Regions from separate parts of the Homo sapiens genome. Here region 2 is linked to region 1. A link is a contact called in ENCODE Hi-C or POLR2A ChIA-PET data. All regions are on one chromosome and are shown on one strand. Each heading gives the region's core, a stretch centred on a gene start or an enhancer-like site at or near the end of the contact. The rest is flanking DNA. Distances are from core to core; before and after follow the strand shown. Region 1 overlaps CACNA1C (calcium voltage-gated channel subunit alpha1 C). Region 2 overlaps CACNA1C (calcium voltage-gated channel subunit alpha1 C).

Region 1 (5,977 bases), core at 2,147-4,646:
TCCTAACTGAAAGTGCTCTGAAGAAAGTGCCCTCCCCTGCCTTGCACACCACTGCATCTCTAGGCCTGGAATAATGTTGGCATGTTATTGAATGAATAATGAATGGACAGAATTCTAAACCTGGAATAACTAAAGTCAGTTTAAAAAGTCTTATTGTTAAAAGAGCTGTGAGAACCATCTTCACACCACGTCTAGCAGCAGCAAGCTCAGAATGTGGTCCATCACAGGAATGGCAGTAATTTACTCTTCCTGCCTTTAGAAAGGCTGGGTCAGGTGGAGGACTGGGGTGGCAAGAAGGCTGCCCCAGGAGTCAGGAAACCTGGTTTAGCTCATTTATCCATCCAGTAAACACGGACTGAGCATCTACTATGCTGGTGCTGCACTCCCTGCTGGGATGCAGAGAAACAGGGCACGCCCTTGCCCTCGGGTGCTTAGTGTCTAATGGGGGTGGAGATAGAGACACATAATCAGAAAGCACCATAAAATTCTAAAAGCCCTTTAATGAGAAGACATACAGGTCACAGAGGCAGAGTGGTGAACCTGTGTGGGGAGGAGGTATAGGAAGAGCTCACACAGGACAAAGTACTGAGCTGAGTTTTGGAAGATGAACAGGTGCTTGCCAGGCAGACAAGGAAGTGACAGGCATTCCAGGCAGAAGAATCAGTGTGTCTAGGAGTAAAAACACAGAATGAGAAATAACATGGCACTCGTGTTTGGGCCACTGCAGTTGGTTGTGTGTGGCAGGACTGAAGAAAGTTGGGGGGAAGAGGAGAGTTTTTCTAAGAGATGAGGCTTGCTCAAGAGGCAGAAAGAGTCAGATCCTGGCTGGTGCTTCTCAACTCTGCTGCTCATCAGAATCAACCGGAGGAGCTTTAAAAAAATCATGTAAATACCTGAGCCGCAGCCAGTGATATCAGTGTTTAATGACTTGTTGGGGGGCAGGGGCTGATTTGTAGCATTTGCCAATTTCTATGATGTAAATACTCATGCCATGGTCAATTTCAAGCTACCAATGGGATGTCACTGACTGCAGAGTTGGGAGGAGATGTGTAGTAGCACACCATTATATAGTATTTCCACCCAGCAGATACAATCAATAGAAATTACCTCGAAAGGTAGTAAAGGCATCAGGCAAACCTGACTTTTGAGTATGTATTACCTTTGTTTTTAACATAATGTACTTACTTACAAGTTTGTATAATTTTTAATAATGGTCATTTAACAACCCACTCATAAGATTCCTGGAAGCGATGGCCTCTCCTGAGTCGCTGGGGCTGGTTCCAGCTGTAGGACACCACTGGCCCCACCCAGGCCCACTCTATGGAGTCACTACGGGTGAGACCCAGGCACGGGTAATTTTAAAAAGATCCCAGGTGATTCTAATATACACCCAGGGGTGAAAACCACCTATTTGTAGCCCATGTTAAGGAGTTTATAGTTATCCTAGGGGCCACTGAGGCCATTGCAGGATTTCAAGACTTTTAAACAGAAGCAATTTTACCAGGTTTGCTTCTTAGATGGGTGAGGCAGCCACAGAGTGACAGGTGAACTAAGAATGGAGGGAGGCAGGGGGACCCGTCAAGAGACTGTTGCAAATTTCCAGGCAAAAGCTGCCAGGGGCCTACCTAAGGCTACAGAGGGAGGGAGGTCATGGAGAGACAGCAGCGGGTCCTAGCTGCCCTTGGGTGTAGGGGTGCTAAGTGGATAAGGTGAGGGGGATACAGGAACAATTTTAGTTGCTGGTGGAGACTGAGAAAGTTGAGGAAGTTGTTTTCTGATCACCTCATTTTTTTTTTTTCCTATCAGAACTAGGTGATGAGGTTCCGTTGCCGGGAGAGGGAGGCAGGCATCAGAAAAGCCTCTGGCCCGGCCGTGCAGTACCTGGCTGTGTGCATCTGAGGGGGCCGGTCTTCCTGTCTATAAAGCCAGGGAGCTCAAGCAGATCCCTCTGAAGTCTCTTCCAGCATGGAGACTCTGATTCCATCACACTGGCATTTGCTCATGTTTTCACTTTCTTAACTTCCCCGGTGACTCAAATTACAACTTGTTATGGGTATAAAGCCTCATTTTCTCTGGGAATCTGGACTACGTCTTTGTAAGTCTTCAGCTCGGGGCAGGCAGTTTCAATCCTTGGGGAGCGAGCACTATGCTTACTTCGCTCTCATCTCCCTCCTTTCACGGTCAGTTGGCTCCCCTCCCTGAGGCTGACCACTCCCAGCCCCTTTCCAGATGGCGTCTAATAAAGCCGAATGGGACAGAGACGTACCTTCTGGATAACTACGCATGCAGTAAATTCTAGCAGACCAAAAAGTAAAAAGATTTGCTAAGCCAAGGAGTGGGCTTTGCTCAAATTGCAAAGGAATTTCTCCAAAGGCCTCTTGCAATGCCTTGCTATGGAGTTCATCTGTCCCTGCAGTGCCTCTACTGGTACTATACTATGCCACGGTGAGGACCAAGACTGCAAGAGGCTGGAGACCCAGGTTGCAGGTTGCCCATGTGGCTTACTCTCCCTCCACCTCCCTTCCCTTTCACTGTTGCTGCTCAGAGAAGGAAAAGTGCAGGGTTGTCTACCAGGAAAAGAAAAATAGGGCATGTACACAAACGGAGAAAGGGAGGCTGGGGTTGAAAAAGAGTCATGAACTGGAGAGACTGACCATGGGCTTTTGTTAGAAAGAAAAAAAGGAGACAACAACAGGGTGCCAGGAGACCTCTAATTGTGCTCATTCTTGCTAGAGTCCTTCATGGACTCTAGGCTCAGTTCCGAATCCACGACCAAAGTAGATGAACTTGGAGTAAGATCCAACAACATAAGGTGATTAGGGTCAGAAAGAACAACTTGCACAGAAAGGGTGAAAGACGCACAATGTGTAACCTGGAGGAAAGACAGTAGAAACAAGATGTAACAAACATCTTCGAGAATATGAAGAACTCTTACACAAAGACAGTACAGTAACCCGCGATTCTCCGCCAAGGAGCATGCAGATGAGTCACCTGCGAGAAAACTTGAGTGCAACAGTGTTTCTGGTGGCACTGCTGCTAACCTGGGTGGTGTGTGATCCACAGAAGGAAGGCAGCTTGTCTGGAGGGTTTTAAAAATCAGAGTGGTCCTTATCAGTTTGCTGAGGTTCAGATGAGGTTCTCCATGTAGGGGTGGCAAATGCATTCACAACCTCTCAAGTACCTTGCACCCGGAGGATCTGTGATTTCCCTGCTCATTAGCACCTTTGGCAGAAAGGGAAGCCAGGATGAAATGCTAATCAATTAGATTTCCTGCTCATTAACAGCTCTTCTGAAATGATTAAAGGAGGAAGTGAGAACCAACAGACAAATTCAGGACTGGGCCCTGGCCTCTTCTTCTGCCCTCTGGCCCATTCTGCAGGGCGTTGTCTTGCACTGGCTTCTCACTGGGGCAAAGGGTACTTCACTGTATTTTTGGTTCCTTCTATTTTGACGTGGTTTGAGTGTTCAGCTCTCCCCAGCAAGGCATGGGAAAAGGCTCTTTTCCTTGCCTTGGCTCTGAGACAAAATCCTTTCTTAGGATGATTATTATTGCTATTCACATTATCATTGCAGACGAGGCAGTGAAAATTCCCTACTTACTCTGCTGTCTCATTGGATCGCCTCCTCTGTCTGGGAATTCAGGCTTTCCATTTATAACTCCACTGGTTTATCGTAGGGTTGAAGCTGACCCCTCGCTCAACCGGACATGAAGACATCATTACTTAGAAACCAAGGACAAAGGGCACATTCCTGCCACCCAACGAACTACAGCTATGTTGCTGATCTCTTACCACCCAGGAGTGGTTACGATTATTCCAATGACAGTAAGACCAGGCAAAGGGGGAAATTCCAGGCCCCTAGGTTAAGCATCGCCACGAGACAACCCGCTTTAGTCTCCACTGCTCTTGTTTGCCTTTGCTCCCACCCACCCTTCTTTTCCTGAGCCTTCCAAATGCTACAGGTGCTGCTTGCATATGATCATAGTAATAGCTACACTCGTTTAGTGCTTACAAGCCAGGCACACCTACACAGCACAGCACCCCATTTTATGGAAGAGAAGGCTGATAAACCACTTGCCTGGATCACACAGTTCATTAATGATAGTGCTGGGACTTGAATCCAGGATTACAAACTAGTTCCAGCTGATCTAGAGTGCATTAGGGAACACTGCCTCTCTTACCTACAAGTGGCCTTGGTCCAGCCTGCTGAGCCCAGAGCTAAGCAGCTTCCCAGCTCTGATCCCAGTGACTAATACCAAGGCTTTCCCCATCCTGTGGGACTCTCAAGAACAGCTGAAAGGCGGTTGTGTCAATAAGCCCATCTCAAGATCTCGGATGAGCTCTATTCTAAGTCAGTCAGTTCCACATCGATGCAAGTTCCTTTCAAATACTCATGGGTTATTTTCTTATTTAATGAGGAGGTAAAGGGTGCCCAGGGCAAAATACATTCTGGGATTTGCCAGTTCAGGAACATTTGCTTATGGGATATATGACTGGTTTCGAATCTCAGCACACACAAGGTTGGCTCCTACATCTCTCCTTTCTGTCTCTCACAGCCTCGATGTTCACATAAGCTCAGAGCTCCCCCTATGATATGATTCAGACACAAGCAGCACAGGATTGAAATGTGAATTGCCAATTTAGAGAAGTCTGTAAGCTTCTTGTGCTGTGGCTGCCTTTGGTGGTTCTCATGATGGCTGTAGGTCCTTCTCAGAATAATGTTCTTAAATGGAAATAAAGGATTGCAAATAAAGCCAGTTATGTTGAAATATAGATATCAAAAATATTTAAAGACAATTTTGTAATACACAAATATGCATGCTTCTTTGATAATATGTTAAATAACAAAATCTAGTGGATTACCAGAATTTTGAAGTAGTATTGAAAGCAAACAATATTTTTGAGATATTTGCAACCATCTTAACGTGATAAGAAAATATCCATGGTTTCTAATGGTGGACAAAGTAACAGAAACTGCTAATGCTATTGTGGTGTGTTGTCTATACTTGCGAAGGAATACCGTGAGAAATTTCGGCTAGAAGCCTGTGATAATAAAGATCCAGTTATTCTCCAAGTTCATAAACCCTCTGGAATTCCATCTATAGACTTCATGAACCCCAGTTTAAGAAGGGAATGTTTGGGAAAACAAATGACACAGAGAGGGATGGGTCTGCCCCAGGCTGGAGGCAGCACTTGCTTTGAAGGAGGGCCCTCTGATTGTTGGGCTGTCCCTGGGATCCATCTGCAGAATCCTCCCAGATGTTCTGATTCTCAGAGTTGTTTCTATCTTCTCCCAGGATACCTCCAAGGACTGGGAGATTTTCTTAAGCATCCCCATAGTCAAAGTCATTATTATTAATTTGTTAGTAAAATTCCAAATGAGAAATGCTGCCGATTGCTCTGAGATCATTCTATCTGAGTGAAAGCTAGAGATGGTGAGATGATGAGAAGGTAGCCAGTCTGGGGAAACTGGGTTAGTTCTCTACGACAAGGAAACCACCAAGGCTGCCCAATAGTGGAAATGGTCTTCAGGGTTAGCCCCAGGATTGCTACAGTGTCCTGGGGTGGAGGGCCTTACATCGAGGAAAACCTGGAGGCAAGGAGCCAGGCTTCCCAGGGCTGTTGCAGATGAGGTGGGAACACCAGAACCACCATATCTGGGGAACTTTCCTGGAAGGCTACTTGGTCAATACTTTTAAAGCAGCTAATTTATAGGGCATTTCTGACCGAGTATCCATCATCTGTCTCTACAACCTGAATGCTGAGTTTGTCTGAGCTGACAACACACGTTAGGTTTGGAAGTTCTAAAATCATAATCGGGAAGAGGAAGATGGATCCTTGGGGAGCATCTCACTTGGTGGCCCTTAGCCTTTGGTTCAGGGACCTCTGAGAATCACAGGCAATGGCCTTTTAGCTCCTGACAAATGCCTGACACACATTCACATTTTATATATAATTTCAGGAACTTCAAGGACTCT
Region 2 (5,977 bases), core at 495-2,994, 200 kb before region 1:
TGGTTACCTTTCTCTCTCCCCACCCTACACTCCTGCCACCTATCACAGCTTCTCAAAAGATAATCCCAGCAGGTGGAGAATATGACACCATTGCAGAGATTATTATAATTCATGATGGTCCCTACCAGAGTGATGCTTAGGAATTAGGAGAGAGGCCCAACTTAGGAAGCCCCAAACCCAGAGTCCTCCTAGGAGGGAGAGCCAACAGAGGCTAGCAGTCAAGCCTCTCTCTGCCACCAGTGGGAAGACATTCCACAATGGGAGCCCTGGAGCCCCAGGCCTGGGCAAGCTTAGAGGGTTACCTGGCCAGCTTCTTTCTCTCCTTCTCCTCTTCCTCCTCCTTTTGGGCAGATGTGAGGCTCTCAGCATCAGCCAGGTTGTCCACAGCAATGGCCAAGAACACATTCAGTAGGATATCTGTTTGTGTCCATTCTTAAAGAAAATGACCCTTGGTTTGGGGTTTTGGTGGGCACAGGGGCACGGGGGATGTGGGGCGTGCAGGGTAGAGCTCCTCAGCAGAGAGAGCTTGAGGGGGAAGCAATTTGAGGGAGTCAGACCCCAACAGTGTTCCTCCCCTCCCCTTCCTCCCCATCACCCTCCTAGCTACCTGGAGCTATCAAGAGGGATGAGAACAGGCTAGCCTGCACACTGGAGCAGGCGGGAGGGAGGCAGCAAGCCCTGCCTTGCACTTTAATTGCTGGGTTTCATGATTGCTTTCCCTGCTGAGATGACTGGCTGTAATTGACATTATAAACAGCATTGTCTCTAGCAGGATGCAGAACGCTCTTAAGAGCGGTTTATTATAACTGGGCGCTGAGGGGGTGGCTTGGTATCTCTGCCAACTCTTAATGTGAGCCTGCACCCACGAAGACCCTTGGAGGGTCCATCTGGAGCCAGCCAAGGCTTGGGAGTTCCCAGTGGAGACAGTTCTTTGCCCTTTCTCCTCCCCACTCCACCAACAGAAACACTGTGGGTCAGAGAACTGCAGAATCAACGAAAGCATAGCTGGAAGGGGGCTTTAAGTCTGTGAAGTCTGACCCCCGGCCCCAGGCACCCAGACATTCATATCATTTCACACACAGGGAAGCCGCAGCAACCCAGGCTGGGGAAGAGGGGCTTTGTCCAGGGTGGCTTCTGAATGTGGCAGAGGCCTTGCATGCATGATCCCATGAAAACTCCCAACGACCCTTTATGTAGTAGGTTCTATGATTCCATTGCCACATTTTACAGACACTGAGGTAGAGGACCTTCAATCTGCAAGAGGTCATCCAGCTGGGAAAAGAGGAAACCTTGTCTGCAGGCTTCCATGACTGTGTTTTCTGCACTGCCTTAGCTGGGACTTGGCCCAGAGCTGTTCCTATGTTACCCCTGGCTCTGGACGTGACTCTCTCGGGGTTATGAGCTGGGGAAGAGAAGCAGCACCCGTGGCTTGTGCCCTGGAAACCTGCCCCAGCCGGGATCAGGAAGGAGCTTTTGGGGCTGTTTGAAGTCTGTGCAGCTCTGCCCGTGACTAAAGTCCTGGAGAGCAGCATCAGAGAGAGGGCTGCTGACCAAAAAGCAGGAGGAGAGCTGAAGGTCACTTGAAGGACAACGGCTCATCCTCCCTCCCGGAGCGTCCCGCCTCTGAGCAGACGCCGCGGCCCCAGGGCAGCCGGCCCGCTCCCGCGCGTCCCTATCGCAGGCGGTGTGAGTGGCCGCACACGCCGCAACGCCAGGGGGCGCCGCTCACCCAGATTACGGCGACAGCCCGCCCGGAGCGCGGCGCCGCTGCGGGCCCGGAGGGTTCAGGAAGGTGAACCTCACCCATGCCAAAGCTGCAGGTTTCCACCCAGACCCACCTCCGCCGCCATGGGGTTCTAGGCTGGGTGGTGTGAGCCCGAGCAGGACCGCCCGGACCTGAGGGGCGTGCCCGTTTGGCACTGTGCTGCAGGCTGGGGGCTGGGGGCCGCAGGGGTGGGGGGCAGCAGCAAAGGATACAGTTTCCACAGATGAAGAGGATGATGAAGTAAATACAGACTAACATCCCTGGAAAAGAGGGGCCGCCATAAGCCATGATCCCATCATACATCACCGAATTCCAGTCCTCCCCGGTCAGGATCTGAATGACACATTCCCACCAATAAGGGACACAGCGTTAGACCAACAGCAAACCCAAAACCACCCTGCCCTGCCCCACTACGTCAACAAAATTGTCCAAAATTTCCCTTTCACTTCTTTCCCTCCTCCTGGCCCCCAATTCTCCTCCCCAGGGGCTCTGAGCTATTGAACTGTCCTTAGACAAAATGCCTGGCTATTGGCATAATATTATTTGAAGGGTGACTAAAAGGGCTTTTTGGCCCAAAGATCTCTGACTTTCCCCACACATGCTTGAGCTGACCGTCAGCCATTCCTGGGGGTAAGGCGTCAGGACCCTTTTGCAGTTGTGTGTTTGCTGAGACAGCCACAGGCTACACCAGCTTTCCCCAAACATTCGTCACTGGGGCATCATCTTCAAGACTTTGACAACATCTACATGTGATTCATTTTTACCTCTCAATCGATCTGCTTTTAAACTTAAATAGATGCCACTTTGAGTTTGCCCTAAGCCAAAATATCTATGAAATCACAAATTTGATGGGCTAGTAATATTTTTTTCAAGAGACAAGCATGGTAGGAAAGCCAGGGTTTCGTCACCCTCCCCTCCCCCAGTAAGAGCAGTCTGCTTTTCTTTATGTTTTGGGCTTTCATGGAGAATTTAAGTAAAGGATTCCATGGATAAGAACGATTTTTTTTTTTTTTATTTGAGACGGAGTCTTGCTCCGTCACCTAGGCTAGAGTGTGCAGTGGTGCAATCTTGGCTCACTGCAACCTCTGCCTCCTGGGTTCAAGAGATTCTCCTGAGAAGGCATTTTTAAACCACTTATATTGTTTCCCCTAATGGTCCACCCACTAGTGGAATTCCATGGCAGATGGGGACAGGGAAACTACAGAAAAAACTCAAGACTCTCCCGGGCATGGGCTCTCCAGGGCTGATCTAGGATGGCTGTGGCTGCCCGGTAAAAGGGTGCAGCTTCCCACACTCCTCCCACCACCCCGCCACTCAACCACCCCGAGTCCGAATCCCAGCAGAGAAGAGTCCATACCTGAAACACAGTGAGGAGGGACTGGGGGAAGTTATCGAATGTGCTCCTCCGGGTCTGCATCTCATCAAAGTTGAACTTTCCTCCAAAGAGCTGCATCCCCAGGAGGGAGAAGATGATGATGAAGAGGAAGAGGAGAAGGAGCAGGGAGGCGATGGAGCGCACAGAGTTCAGCAAGGATGCCACCAGGTTGCTCAAGGAGTTCCAGTACCTGAGAGCCAACAGGAGGGAGGTCAGCACTCTGCCCCTTGCTGTCCTCCCCATCGTGCCTCATTCTCACAACTGCCCACTGCAGGTTCTCAGAGGAGCTGCCACTCTATGCTCTTTTTCCCTGCCCGTGGGGGATGCGTGTTGGTGGTGGTGTGAGTTGCCACCCTGGAGGGAGTTAATTCAAGGTCTCAAGATGATTAATCTGTTGGGGAAGAGAGGGGGACAGTGGTCAGAAGCCCGCGACCTAGCTCTGCCGGCTACCTGCTGCATGTGCCTCTGGGCAAGACATTTCACTTCCCTGCCTTCTGCATCCCCATCAAAAAAATGGAGATTGTTGTAGCCCTTGCTTCATTAGGCTATGGCAGGATTGCGTGACATGATCCACCTTTCCCCAAAGAGCCCCCTGTAGAGTGCCTGGCACATAGTTGATAAAGGTTGGTAATCATTGTTGTCACTGTTGGTCTCTAAACAGAAAGAAAGCTTTTTTTCCCCCACCATGAATGCCAGTCTGAGCTCAGCCTATAGGCAGCAGCCTTCTAGCAGAGGCAGGAATTAGGTCACCCACGGGTAAGAGAGAGTTCATGGCTTGGTGGTTTCCCAAGTTTACGCTGTCCTAAGAATTGTTTCTTTAAGGGCCTTTCCTCTTGAGATTGTGATTCATTAGCTGTAGTTTGGGGCCCAGATATCTTTGTTTCTAACAAGCATCCTACAGGATTCTGATCAGCAGGTGAGTCTGGGAAATCCTAGATTATAGCAAACCTGTCACACCCACTGGGGCAGCTCAAAGCACGAGTCCTCTGAGTGGGCAGGAGCTCGGTCCTGAGGGGACATGGGCTTTCAGTGGGATTCCTGGGGAGGAGGTCCCCACTCCTTACAGTCCTGGGGCCTCTCTCCACTATAAATACAGCGATCCTGGGAAAATCCCTTTCTCATGACAAAGTGGGAGGGGGAACCTACTAATGACTGCTGGATGCAGGGTGGGCACCTGTGTGAGGGTCAGCTCAGGACCAGGAAGTGCACCATGGCAAAAGGACATGGCCCTGAGGGAGCAAGAGCAAGAACAGAACAATCTCATTTCCCTCTGGCCCCCTCTGGCCCACCTGCCTCCTAGGTCACTCCCTTGAGAGATTCCCAGCTCATCACCAATCCAGACAGTGGATTGCTTTTGCTGCTTCAGTGAGTGACATGCAAGCCACTCCCATTGCAGCCACAGCCTGGGCTCATCTCTGCAGAGAATGGTTCCACACCAAGGGACAGAAGCAGAGGGGTCATAGTTTGGATGGCAACATGAACTCTTTACCAACCTGCAGCCTCGAGGGCACCTTTGGCCTCCACAAATCCAGCTTTTCCTTACTTCTATTTTGCCTGCCAGCCATACCCCCTCTGTTGCAGAATATTAATATACATCTATTTGTATCTGTTCTATACAGTCTTGTCTCACCAAAATAGGCTCTAAATTTTAGACGGCAGAAGATTGCAGGGTTTTGTCCCCCTCCAGCTTCCCAACTCTGTCCTTATATAAATTCTGTACAACCCAGTATGTGTGATGGACTGCCTGGAGCCCCTGCAGGCTAGAGGCTGTAGTGATCTGCTTAAAGGAAAAAGTAAGAGAACCTCTCTGGGGGTAGAACACCCTCCCCTCTTACAGCTAAAGCAGTTTTCCCAAGCCTGCCCGGTGATCAACATCAGTAGAGGTGGCTGGGCATGGTGGTGGCTCATGCCTATAACCCCCTTTGGGAGGATTGTCACTTTAGGAGGTCAAGGCAGGAGGACTGCTTGAGGCCAGGAGTTTGAGACCAGCTTGGGCAGCAGTGTGAGACCTCATCTTTAAAAAATTAAAAAATTAGCTGGGTGTGGTGGTGCATGCCTGTAGTCCCACCTACTGGGGAGACTGAGATGGAAGGATCACTTGAGCCCAGGAGTTTGAGGCTGCAGTGAGCTATGTTTGCACCATTGCCCTTCATCCTGGGTGACGGAGTGAGACCCTGTCCTAAAATATTAATTAATTAATTAATAATAGAACAACAACAATACCAGTAGGGGTGTGTTAGCATTTCCTAAATCCTGATTCCCAGGTCCCTCCCTTGCACCATGAAACCCTAATCTCTGACTCTGGGGCTGACTCTGGGGCTGGGGTAATCCTCAGGCGACCAGTCCAACACCTGCCAATACACTGGGAGTTGGGAACCAGCAACTTTAAGCATATTTATAACAAGAATTTCCAGCTGTATCCGAGGGAAGAGTGTCCGCATGTGCACTGAAGTCACAAATCCTCTAGAGATCCTCTGTGCGCTCAACTGTCATGGAAGATTCTGGAAAAGCCTTAATGGTCATGGAAGGTTGGAGCCTTCGTTTTCATGAAGTAAAGAGGCATGTGGGAAATAACTGCAACTGGGATTATACCTGAGACCCAGGTATGTCTGACAGCCATGGGGACCAACGGGAGCCTGACAAGCAGGTCATGGCTGCAGAGGGAGAGGGCCAGGTGCCGTCAGCAAGAAAGTCTGGGGGAGGCCCCAGATGAGGAGCAGAGAGGGATGGTGAGGTGGGGGGGCCCTCCTGACCTGGGAGCCCCTCAGAATGCTTGGGGCTCCAGGGAGGAGGAGGCTGTGGCCCAGGAACAGATCCAGTCTCTAAGAGGGGAGAAC

Evidence for each region. A loop is a pair of places that touch in the nucleus more often than their neighbours do. ChIA-PET counts read pairs that join two places held with the same protein, here RNA polymerase II (POLR2A). Pooled maps may share reads with other maps.
Region 2: a loop to region 1 is called in a map of heart right ventricle, with 3 times the contacts of the local background. The contact joins two enhancer-like sites. A Hi-C loop is called at or near these places in 22 of 168 maps with a recorded cell type or tissue (A673, HCT116, MCF 10A and 10 more), 5 of 37 single-sample maps with no recorded cell type and 25 of 50 pooled maps. POLR2A ChIA-PET finds 5 or more read pairs at or near these places in 1 of 52 experiments (activated CD4-positive, alpha-beta T cell).

What each region holds. Positions count from the first base shown.
Region 1 is chr12:2,381,195-2,387,171 of GRCh38, reverse strand. The region is part of intron 3 of CACNA1C (calcium voltage-gated channel subunit alpha1 C); the gene reads right to left. Among named protein-coding and RNA genes, the nearest start is that of CACNA1C-IT3, 110 kb to the right of the region's middle. Within about 2 kb of position 3,396, at least 6 of the 41 ENCODE cell types and tissues checked have a DNase peak (open chromatin) inside an H3K27ac peak, as active enhancers do; they include heart right ventricle, where a contact is called at or near this core.
Region 2 is chr12:2,578,943-2,584,919 of GRCh38, reverse strand. It overlaps CACNA1C (calcium voltage-gated channel subunit alpha1 C), which reads right to left. Exons shown (of 47, transcript NM_000719.7): 14 at 3,123-3,330; 15 at 1,978-2,098; 16 at 303-417. Among named protein-coding and RNA genes, the nearest start is that of CACNA1C-AS2, 90 kb to the left of the region's middle. Within about 2 kb of position 1,744, at least 6 of the 41 ENCODE cell types and tissues checked have a DNase peak (open chromatin) inside an H3K27ac peak, as active enhancers do; they include heart right ventricle, where a contact is called at or near this core.